Linked DNA regions of Mus musculus: region 2 is linked to region 1. A link is a contact called in ENCODE Hi-C or POLR2A ChIA-PET data. All regions are on one chromosome and are shown on one strand. The core of a region is the stretch at or near the end of the contact, and the rest is flanking DNA. Distances in the headings are between cores, read along the strand shown.

Evidence for each region. Hi-C counts contacts between places; a loop is a spot of excess contacts on that map. ChIA-PET counts read pairs that join two places held with the same protein, here RNA polymerase II (POLR2A).
Region 2: a map of CH12.LX shows a loop between it and region 1 (4-fold over the local background). The contact joins the promoter of Anln here to the promoter of Pigyl in region 1. A Hi-C loop is called at or near these places in 11 of 37 maps with a recorded cell type or tissue (CH12.LX, Patski, adrenal gland and 4 more). POLR2A ChIA-PET finds 5 or more read pairs at or near these places in 3 of 5 experiments (Patski and embryonic stem cell).

The regions. Positions count from the first base shown.
Region 1 is chr9:22,153,449-22,158,635 of GRCm38, reverse strand. Pigyl (phosphatidylinositol glycan anchor biosynthesis, class Y-like) reads right to left here and starts at 1,790. Exons shown (of 2, transcript NM_001082532.1): 1 at 1,723-1,790; 2 at 281-904. The coding sequence starts at 641. The coding sequence ends at 426.
Region 2 is chr9:22,387,751-22,392,795 of GRCm38, reverse strand. It overlaps Anln (anillin, actin binding protein), which reads left to right and starts at 3,590. Exons shown (of 24, transcript NM_028390.3): 1 at 3,590-3,826. The coding sequence starts at 3,809. It also overlaps a transcript of 9530077C05Rik not described here.

The DNA.
Region 1 (5,187 bases), core at 541-3,040:
GAGACAGGAAGGTAAGGAGGACAAGGTCTGCCTCTCACAGCTTGAGGTTCCCCAGAACTAAATGAGAAGGCAATAGGCGGGCAGAGAGATGGCTCAGGGGCTAAGAACATGAACTCGCATCCTTTATGGATGATCTGAACACAGCTCCGGTAGCCTACAACTGCCTGTACCCCCAACTCCAGGGACCCATCACTTGCATGGCCTCCTTGGGCACCCACACTCACATGCGCATACCCACACACAGACACACAATTAAGAACAAATCTTAGAAGAAACAGTCTTTGGATGAAGGCTGGTCGTGTTCCTCTCCCATAAGACATTTTATTGAAAAGTATTTTTCAGCTACAAAAGAATCTGCAACAGCCAGGAACCTCCGGCCATGCCCCACTCCGCAGGCAGCCCGAGCAGGAGGGGCCTCGGCTCCCCTAGTTATGTCTGAAGAGCTTCAGGCCCATCCATGTCCACAGATGGAAGAACACGTACACAGGCACGGTGACCGGCAAGAGCAAGCTGTAGAAGCACAGGCTGCTGGCGCTGGTGCAGCCCTCTGGGAAGCCTTCCTCCACGGAGGCGGAGTAGAGCAGGCCTGCCAGCGAGACCAGTGGGATGAGGACGGTCATGGTGGGCAGGGACCGGATCATCTTCCTCCCTTCTTAAAAGGTTAACTGTCTCAAGAAAACTCAGTTGTTTGAAAAGTTCTGTTCTCGTGCGGGTGCGCTCTTGTCTTATCTTCCCCTTGTCCCGACTCCTCATTCACCCAGGCATGCTTCCCAAGGGCACGCAGAAAGTCCAGGGGTCCCAGGCCGAAGGTGCCGGCTCCTCAGCCTCCGCGTCACACGCAGCGGTTACCAGCGACTGCAGACACCACCTGTGTCCCTCGCAGCGCAGGCGAGAGGTCTTTTAACTGTATGAGAAAAATGCAAGATGACAAGATGAAGGGCAGGCGACGGGAAGGGAGAGGAAAGGATGGGGAAGCAGCCAGTACCAGCACTGAGTAGGTTAGAGACAGGATTGCTGGAACCGGCAGGCTGGCCTCGAACGTTGTGATCCTCCTGCATCAGCCTCCCCAAGCCACCACATCCGGCTAGAAAGAAGCCTTTAAAAAAAGGAGTGTCCTCCAAAACTGCCTATAGTGACCCCCATCAGAGGTATCAGTATTGAGGAGGCAGTGACAAAAGAACGGCTGCCAGACCATGCTTAAAACACTACAAGTGTCATGAATTACTTTGGGAAGTAAGCAATTTGAAAAACAGAATGAAGGACAGGTGGACTGATAATGTTTTTGTGAACTGGGGAAGCGGAATGCGACCTACAAATCCGGGTTCGCTTCAGACATCTGAGTGAGGCTTTCTATACGAGGACTGGCTGGGAACCAGCACCAGAACCTGGGGCCAGGTCACGAGCCACCCGCGGTCAATGCACAGACCGAAGACAGCGCCATCCCTTGGGCGCAGTCGCCTCGGGGACCAGAAGGGGCAACGAGCCCGCTGCAGTCTCTGACCGACGGAGGGACAGAGCCGAGCCGAGCCGAGCCGAGCCGAAGAAAACCGAGCCGAGCCGAGCGGGGCAAGACAGGACAGGGGGAACCCGGCCGAACCGAAAACGAACCAGCCAGACAAACGGAGTCGGCGGCGTCCATGGCGCAGACGCCAAGCTGGCGCGAGTCCCGCCCCAGCCGGTTTCAACAGCTCCTCCGCTCGTATTTCGAGACCCTCAACTCACCGTTTGCAGGCCTGTAGGAGTCCGGTCCCTTCGGCGCCTGGCGGTGACAGTCACCGCCCCACGAAGGCGGGACAGCCCGGCCAGCCGCCCAATCAAATCCCTGCAGGGGCGGGGTGAGGAACCCAGATCCCGCGATGGAGCCGGTCCGCGCGTGCTCATTGGACAGTTCACCTTGCCTTCGCTCCCAGGCTCAGGCTCCGCCCCCGTGGTCTTGATTGACGGGTGAGGCCAGAAAGACTCTGAGAGCACCGGATAGCTAAGGATCCCATCGTCTCTGGCTGGGCGTCCCCTATGCTAGTCCTGCTGGAAGTAGGAGAGGAACGTATTTGCCACAGTTTATTCATGGCGCTCCAGAGCAGACAGTGGGGTCTTTCTGCACTGAAAAGCCTTCCCCACTTTTTTTTTTTGGTTTTTCGAGACAGCCCTGGCTGTCCTGGAACTCACTCTGTAGAACAGGCTGGCCTCGAACTCAGAAATCCACTTGCCTCTGCCTCTGCTGGGGTTAAAGGCGTGCACCACCATGCCCGGCTGCCTTCCCCACTTCTAATTGATAAACTTGAATCCTGAATCGCACCTGGCCTCAGCCACTATCATCTATCCTCTTAAGCAGCGGAAAGATGACTGATACATTATTTTACGTATGAATCGGTAAATGGCAAAATAATAGTTTGTGCTGATGAGATGGCTCAGCGAGTATAGGCGTTTCCTGCCAGGTCAGACTACCTGAGATCGACCTTCCGGTACCCACATGGTGGAGAACTATTTTCCTCTGACCTCCACACATGTATTGTGGCACACCTGAGTGTACTCCCGCAAAAAGTGCAAAATGAAGTTTTAAGAGAAAATGTAGCCAAGCACACTCCTAATCCTAGCACTCCTTAGGCAAAAGCTAGCGGATTTCTGTGAGTTCGAGACCAGCCTGGTCTACATAGCAAGTTCCAGGTCATCCGGACTACATAGTAAGACGATGAGTGTGTGTGCCTTGGGGTTGGGGGGAGGGACGGTGTTCGTAAATGCTGTCCACGGGGCCGGCCACTGCCTTGCCTAGTGAGGCAGTGTTATCTCTGATCCCAGCGTAAAGAAAAATGAGGCTGAGCTAGGATTCTGCACAGTACTGCACAGGAAGCTCCATCCCTTAATCTTCCCGCAAGCTAAAAGATCAGAAAGTTTTTCTTCTCAGAGGTAAGTAGTGGTATAGAGTCCGTGCAGCTTCTGTTGCAACCACAAGGTGGCAGGAGAGAGCTGAGGACAAACCATCCTATGGTTTACACAGAGCAAGTAACAAACATTTTTTAATTTAAAAATTTAAAATCGGAACAAAAAATAGCCAGCAAGATAGTTCAAGAGGTAAAGGCACTCACTACACACGCCTGTGAAAAGGCCAGTATTGGCGCAAGATACCCAAGACCAAGTTCTTAGCGTAGAGGGGTTTTGCCCCAAAGTTCAAAGGGCAGGGAATAAGAGCCAAAGACAGGAGATAGAGGATGAGGGAGAAGGGGGGTGGGGGGGGTCACAACAGACAGGATGATGACAGCACAGCAAAGGACTGCCTCTGGGTAGAGGGGAGAAAGACGTGGTGCACAGGGAAATGGCGGTTTAAAAAGGTAAAGAGGAAACCCCGTGTTAGGACAAGGTGTTTTTTGTTTTGTTTTTTCAAAGGTTTACTTTTTGCGGGGCAGTGGTGGTACGCGCCTTTAATCCCAGCACTTGGGAGGCAGAGGCAGGCGGATTTTGAGTTCAAGGCCAGCCTGGTCTACAGAGTGAGTTCCAGGATACCCAGGGCTACACAGAAAAACCGTGTGTCGAAAAAACAACAACAACAACAACAACAACAAAAGATTTACTTTTAATGAATATGAGTACACTGTCGCTCTCTTCGGACATACCAGAAGAGGGTGTCAGAGAGATGAGGGGCAGACAGCAGAGGGGTCACGATCTATCATGGAGGGACTTCATTGCAGAGACTCAAGGCAGAAGTTTGAAGCAGAAACCACGGAGGACCACTTCTTACTGGCTTGCCTCTTCTCCCACACTCAGACAGCTTTCCATGTAACCTAGGCCCACTTGCCTAGGTTTGTTACCGCCCACGATGGGCTGGCCGCTCCTATATCAGCTAGAAACCAAGAAAATGCCCCAGAGACAGTCCCACAAGCCGATCTGATGGATGTAATTCTTCAATTGAGGACCCTTCTCCCCAGATGACTCTAGTGTGTACCAAGCTGATGGTAAAAACCAACCAGCAGGATGCATATGCACCTGGCCTACGTCTTGCACACACTTTACCCTTTTACAAGTAAGGGCGTTTCAGTCTAAGATTTTCATTAGAGCCTCTACAGTCATGGTACCTTTAAAAATGTCTTTCTCAATTGCCATTTCCCCCTTTCTCTACTAGCTCTCCTTAACCTTTAGGTTAATTTTTTAAAATATTTTTTAATTTATTTTATGTATATCATGTGGTTGATGGGAATTTGAATTCAGGACCTCTGCTCACTCCGGTCAGCCCTGCTCACTCCGGCCTAAAGATTTATTTATTATTATATCTAAGGACACTGTAGCTTTCTTCAGACACACCAGATGAGGGCATCAGATCTCATTACAGGTGATTGTAAGCCACCATGTGGTTGTTGGGATTTGAACTCAGAACCTTCAGAAGAACAGTCAATGCTCTTAACTGCTGAGCCATCTCTCCAGCCCCCTCGGTTAATATTTTAATTGTCACAGCTTGCCTGGTAAGTGACAAGATGAAAATGCATTCTTTTTTAATTTAAAGGAATTGTGTGACTATCTCACAAATCTGTAATTAAGTTCTTCCTAAATTGGTGACTTATATCTCCACATAGCAGCTCACAACCACCTGTAACTCCAGTTCCAGGCCATGTAACGCCTCTTCTGGCCTCTTCGGGCATTGCACGCAGTACACAGACATGTGCAGGCAAAATGCCCATATACATAAGCAAATCTATAAAACATTTTATTTCATTTGTTTATTTGTGTGTGGACACACATGCTTCTGTGCCACATTGAGCATGGAGAGGTCAGAGGAGAATTTATGGCAGTCATTTCTCTCCTTTCTTCATGTGGATCCCAGGATTCAAACTCAGGTTGTTAAACTGGCAGTGAGTTCTTTTGTCCACTAAGCATCTTTCCAGCTCCAGTTCTGATTCTTTCCTTTTGAAGATTTTCAGAGATTTATATCTTAGACTCTGCCTCCTGCTGCAGCCCCAGATTAAGGCTTTCCTATGTTATGGAATCTGCTTAGATCCAACACAACTCAAATACCAGGTCAAGGCGATGACAAAATTATTGTAATCAAGCCACTACTGAGTGATCAGGGCCAGAGATCAGACCCGTGAGCTGAACTGCAACCCTGGAGGAAAGTCGCACAGCATATTTAAAGGACAAAACCGTAAAGCTAGGTAAGCAGGGTAGACTGTGGCATTGCTCAATCATATTTGACATAAGGGG
Region 2 (5,045 bases), core at 2,341-4,840, 230 kb before region 1:
AAGAAGGAAGAAGAAGGAAGAAGAAGGAAGAAGAAGGAAGAAGGAAGAAGAAGGAAGAAAAGAAGAAGGAAGAAGAAGGAAGACGAAGGAAGAAGAAGGAAGAAGAAGGAAGAAGAAGGAAGAAGAAGGAAGAAGGAAGAAGAAGGAAGAAAAGAAGAAGAAGGAAGAAGAAGGAAGAAGAAGGAAGAAGAAGGAAGAAGAAGGAAGAAGAAGGAAGAAGAAGGAAGAAGAAGGAAGAAAAGAAGAAGAAGGAAGAAAAGAAGAAGAAGAAGAAGAAGAAAGGAAGGAAGGAGAAGAAGAAGAGAAGAAGAAGAAGGAAGAAGCTGAAACTTTGAATAAACTGTGCATTGGCTGTGTACCCCACCCCCCACCCCCGTGTCCTGTTAATGTGGCTCTACCCTTGGGATCCCTACACACGTTGACAGCGGTGCACACCTGTAATCTCAGCCCTTGGGAGGTAGAAGCAAGAAGATCAGGACTTCAAGGTCATCTTCCACTGCATAGGAAGTTTGAGGCTATTCTGGGACATACTGAGGACACGGTGTCTGTAACACATTGATACTCCTCCCTTGCATCTCTATTCCTAGAGGTTGCTCACAGAGCCTCTCCTACATGCCATACAAGCACTCCAGCACCGAGCCACTCGCAAGTGCATTTTAAAATTATTTTAAGACAGAATCTCACTGAATGGCCCAGGTTGCCTTCAAATTTGTGATCCTCTCACTTAATCAACCTGAAGTAGCTGGCATTACAAGTATGCACCACCACACCCATCTGTATACTCGAAAGCAAAATGACCTGTTTTTGAAAGGTCTTACTAGGTAGCCCAAGCTGGCTTGGAACCTACTATGTAGCCAAGGCTAGCCTTGAGCTGAAATCATCCTGACTCAGTCAGGTGCCCCCACACCCCACTTAATTTTTGTTGGTTCTTATTCTTCATTACAATACATGCATAAAAGGAGACGCCCATTAGCCAGATAACCTGACGTGGAGAACCTTTGTCTGATCCTTTTTGCCACTGCTTTCTGGTCAGGTCTTGGCCTTTTCTCTTTCTGTAAAAATATAAATATTTATGTTATTGTATTACTTTGTCAATTGTGAGAATGTATGTGATTTTTGAAAACTTTAACTTGAAATATATATTTTGGAGTGTCCTTGATAAAGTTAATGTTACCACATTTTTGAGGTTAATTTTATCTACAAGAAACATAATTATTTGTTTAAAAGAATAGATCCTCTGAAGATGAAATACTCATTTTTCTAGGGCCCTATCTCACCTTGAGATCCTTGTCTTTAAAAGAATATTTTTATGTATATGGATGTTCTGTCTACATGTATGTCTGTGTATCATGTGTGTACCTAGAATCCACATAGGCTGAAGGGGAAACTGGACAGCTAGGGCTGGAGTTACAGGTGGTTGTGAGCCACCACGTGGGTGCTGGGAATTAAACCTAGTTCCTCTGGAAGAGCAACCAATGCTCTTGATTGCTGAGCCATGTCTCAAGCCCCTTGGTTAGATGATGATAATCTGGGATTGTATGCATTACCACCATATCCAGCAATGATTTTTTAAAAAGATTTATCTATCTATCTATCTATCTATCTATCTATCTATCTATCTATTTATTTATTTATTATATGTAAGTACACTGTAGCTATCTTCAGGCGCACCAGAGAGGGCATCAGATCTCATTATGGGTGGTTGTGAGCCACCATGTGGTTGCTGGGATTTGAACTTTGAACCTTTGGAAGAGTAGTCGGGTGCTCTTACCCACTGAGCCATCTCACCAGCCTGATTTTTTTTTTTTAAATGAGAAAAGTTATTCCAGCTTATAAGCTTAAGAAAGAACTGCTATGGGTCAGAGACTCACACAGAAATGTTAGGAGACAACTGCAGTGGTCTAGGGGTGTGCTCTTGAATCTGTAGCATGGCTTCTGGGATAGACCAGCTTCATACATGGGAGCTATTGTACTGGTGGGTGCTGCTATCCTTATTACCACTATGATCAAGACATTAATGAAAGGTCAACGCTACAGGGCGTGGTAGTAGGAAAAAAAACCTACAAGTTTAGAGTAGCAATACTGCTTTATCCATGCTAGCTAGAATCAAATTGTTTACAATGAAACCAAGGATTACAGAGGCAACAGCCCGAAGGCACAACGGCTACATAAATTTCCAATGACTCATTCCCAAGACTGACCTACACAGCCACACCCCAAGTACCCACACCCCTTTTCCTGTTCAGTGCTTGAAAAAAAATTCAGGCATCCGTTCCCTTTGGTTTATAGGTAGCAAATTCTAACAACCCCACACACCACACACTTAAACAAAGCTCCTTCCATTTTCTATCATTTCACAGCTCCAAGGCACCAAGGAAATTTATTATTCTTGTTATACTGTGGTCCCAAGGATCTGAATTCTTAGAAGTTGCTCTTAAAGAAGTTCTTATTCCATGCCCCAAATTCAGTTTATTACAATCTATACATTTTTAAATTCTTTATTACTTAGAAAAACATCATTAATTTATTTCCTGTGTGTGTGTGTGCAGGTCAGAGGACAATTTGCTGGAACTGGTTCTGGGTCTAGAATTCAGGTCCCAAGACTTGGTAGCAAGCGCCCTCATAGCTAGCATGTGCTCTGTCGCTGGCCCCAAGCTTCCTATTTTTATTTAGCTTTGATTCTGGACTTGACCCTTCAACACTTTCAGTTTTTCTGTTCAATAAGCACAGTTGATCCTGTTATGGACTCATTTAGGACACAGAGACTCAACCATAAACCTTGCTACCATACATCTGTTTTACACAATCTCGTAAGGACTTTAGCTCTCACAGCACCAACCTAGGCACAGAGATTTTGGTGCTTTGTCGACCTTTTGACGTATAAAGGCAAACAGTTCTACTACCAGAGGTTTGGCAACCCATCTTTTTAGACACATTCTTGGAAAGCCTAGCAGAATGTCAAATGGTAAGACACTGTGAGGGTCTCCAAAAGACCCTCCCAGGAAGAGGAAAAGGAAAGTCAGATTAAAAGTTACTCGTGCAATAGTTTGTCCTGCTTTCTGCCTGTTAAACGGGAACTTTTATTAAATATGGACTTTCCGATTGTCCCTTCTCTCAAAGTGTTCTCACTGCTGGCTTTGGGTAGTTGACTGGGATTTAAAACCGAAGGGTCTGTTACTGTCATCTCTTTTCCCCACCAAACAAAGAACTAGTCACTGGCTGAGAGTGTGGGGACCCGCCAGAGTGGTCTCTCAGGAGGTCAAGCTGGCTGTCTAGTCCCACTTCTGGTGGCAGGATCAGGCCCAAAGGCCAGAGGGCCGGACCGGGTTCGTAAGGCCCACGGAGGAAGAAGGCAGGGCGGCGGGAGCTGACAGAGTCAGGAAGGGACCCGCTACGGCGTGCGTGGGTGCGTGCGGGATGGCAGGGCCCTCTCCCTAGGCAGTTCAACGGCAGAACCGTCTCCACCCAAGCGGAGGAGAGAGAGCAGTGCTCGCAGCTCCGGACCAGTCCCAACTTGGCCGCATCACGTGACCTAGCTCAGGGGCGGGGGCAAGCGGCCCGCCCGGCCCCGCCCACCCCGCGCGCATGCGTGTCGTCCGGGGCGCTGAAATTCAAATTTTGAACGGCCGTGGTAGCCTACCGACTCCGTGGGTGCGGAGGGCAGAGCCGACTGGGTGTGAGAGCGCCCGCCGCCTCGACTGCAGTCCTCCTCCAGGAGCTGCGCCGAGCCTGCACTCACTTCTTTCCTCTTCCTGAGTTTGAACCGTCGGACCCACCGTCTAGCCGTCCACTGGTGAGGCCTGGGGCGATGGACCCGTTTACCGAGGTGAGAGACTCTGCGGGCGCTGTGAACCATGACCCCTGCCGACTCCGGGACCCCCGCCCGCGCTGTCAGCCTGCGGCCAGCGTGGCGCGTGCGCACAGCGAGCGTGCAGCCGGACGGAAGCCGCGGGGTCGCAGCCGCCCCGGCTTCGCTGCTCCGTCCCTGGCTCTGGGGAAGGCAGGGCCTCAAAAACCCCATGCAAACCCCGAGCTCTGTAGTCGTTTAGCCTTCCTCCACTCCCCCAAGTGCTGGCTCGGGGTGTGAGCGCCTGGGCGCTCTGGCTTGAGCCTGCCCCCCCGGCTCCCGGGACTTAAAGCACGCTTCCCTCCATCCTTCATCCGTCTTGCTGTGACCCGGGAGAGTGCCGCTCAGGGGCCTAGTGGGACAAGCCCTGCCCTAAAGCTGGAATAGTTGGCAGGGTGGAGTCGGCCCAGTGACTCGTACTGTGTGCTTGGAATCTGATGGAAGTGATAAAGGACTTCACAGGCCCAGAGGAGCTTGAGCGCTTAAGAATCCTGTGATGAAACCACCGAAGTCTAAATGAGCAGGTGCTTTAGCCTGGCGTCCTTCATAAGTCACGGCTCTACTAACTTTAGAAAGAAAGTCTCATGCACAGGGTTGATACTGGTTGAAAGGAAACAGGGCTTATAGTTACCTCAGCGTGTACAAAACAAAATTATAAGTGTATGCTGTAGGGTTGGTACACCTCAGTGTTTATGTAGCGTATCATTTCAACAATGCTTTCCTCATCTCTTCCTTGGAAATAAGGTCTAGATTCCGTTGTTAATCTTATTATTTATGCCTAGTTTTAGCTTCACGTTGCAGCTGTACACCGACATTCAGGATTGCGTGTTGCTGTTGGCCCATTCTTTTATTGCAGGACAGTTCCTCTTTTTCTTTTGCTTCAAGCTGTTCTTTAAATTTCAAGACTTGTGAGTTTTGTAAAGTGGGCATACAGTGTTTCTGTACTACATTGAAAAATGTCGTAGAGGATAGTAATAATTTATTTTGGGTAGTGTAGTTAACAATTCCATAAGCTAAGCCCAAGATACTAGTTAAGGATTTCAACAATTAAAGATTTCAACTTGACAGTTATGCTGCCCCACACACCCTGTGCTCCGTTTGAAGTTCTCAGTTATCTTGAGGAAAACAACATTTTGATAACGTTAGAATTTCTAATAGAGGACTGGAGAGATGGCTCAGCTGCCAAGAGCACTGGCTT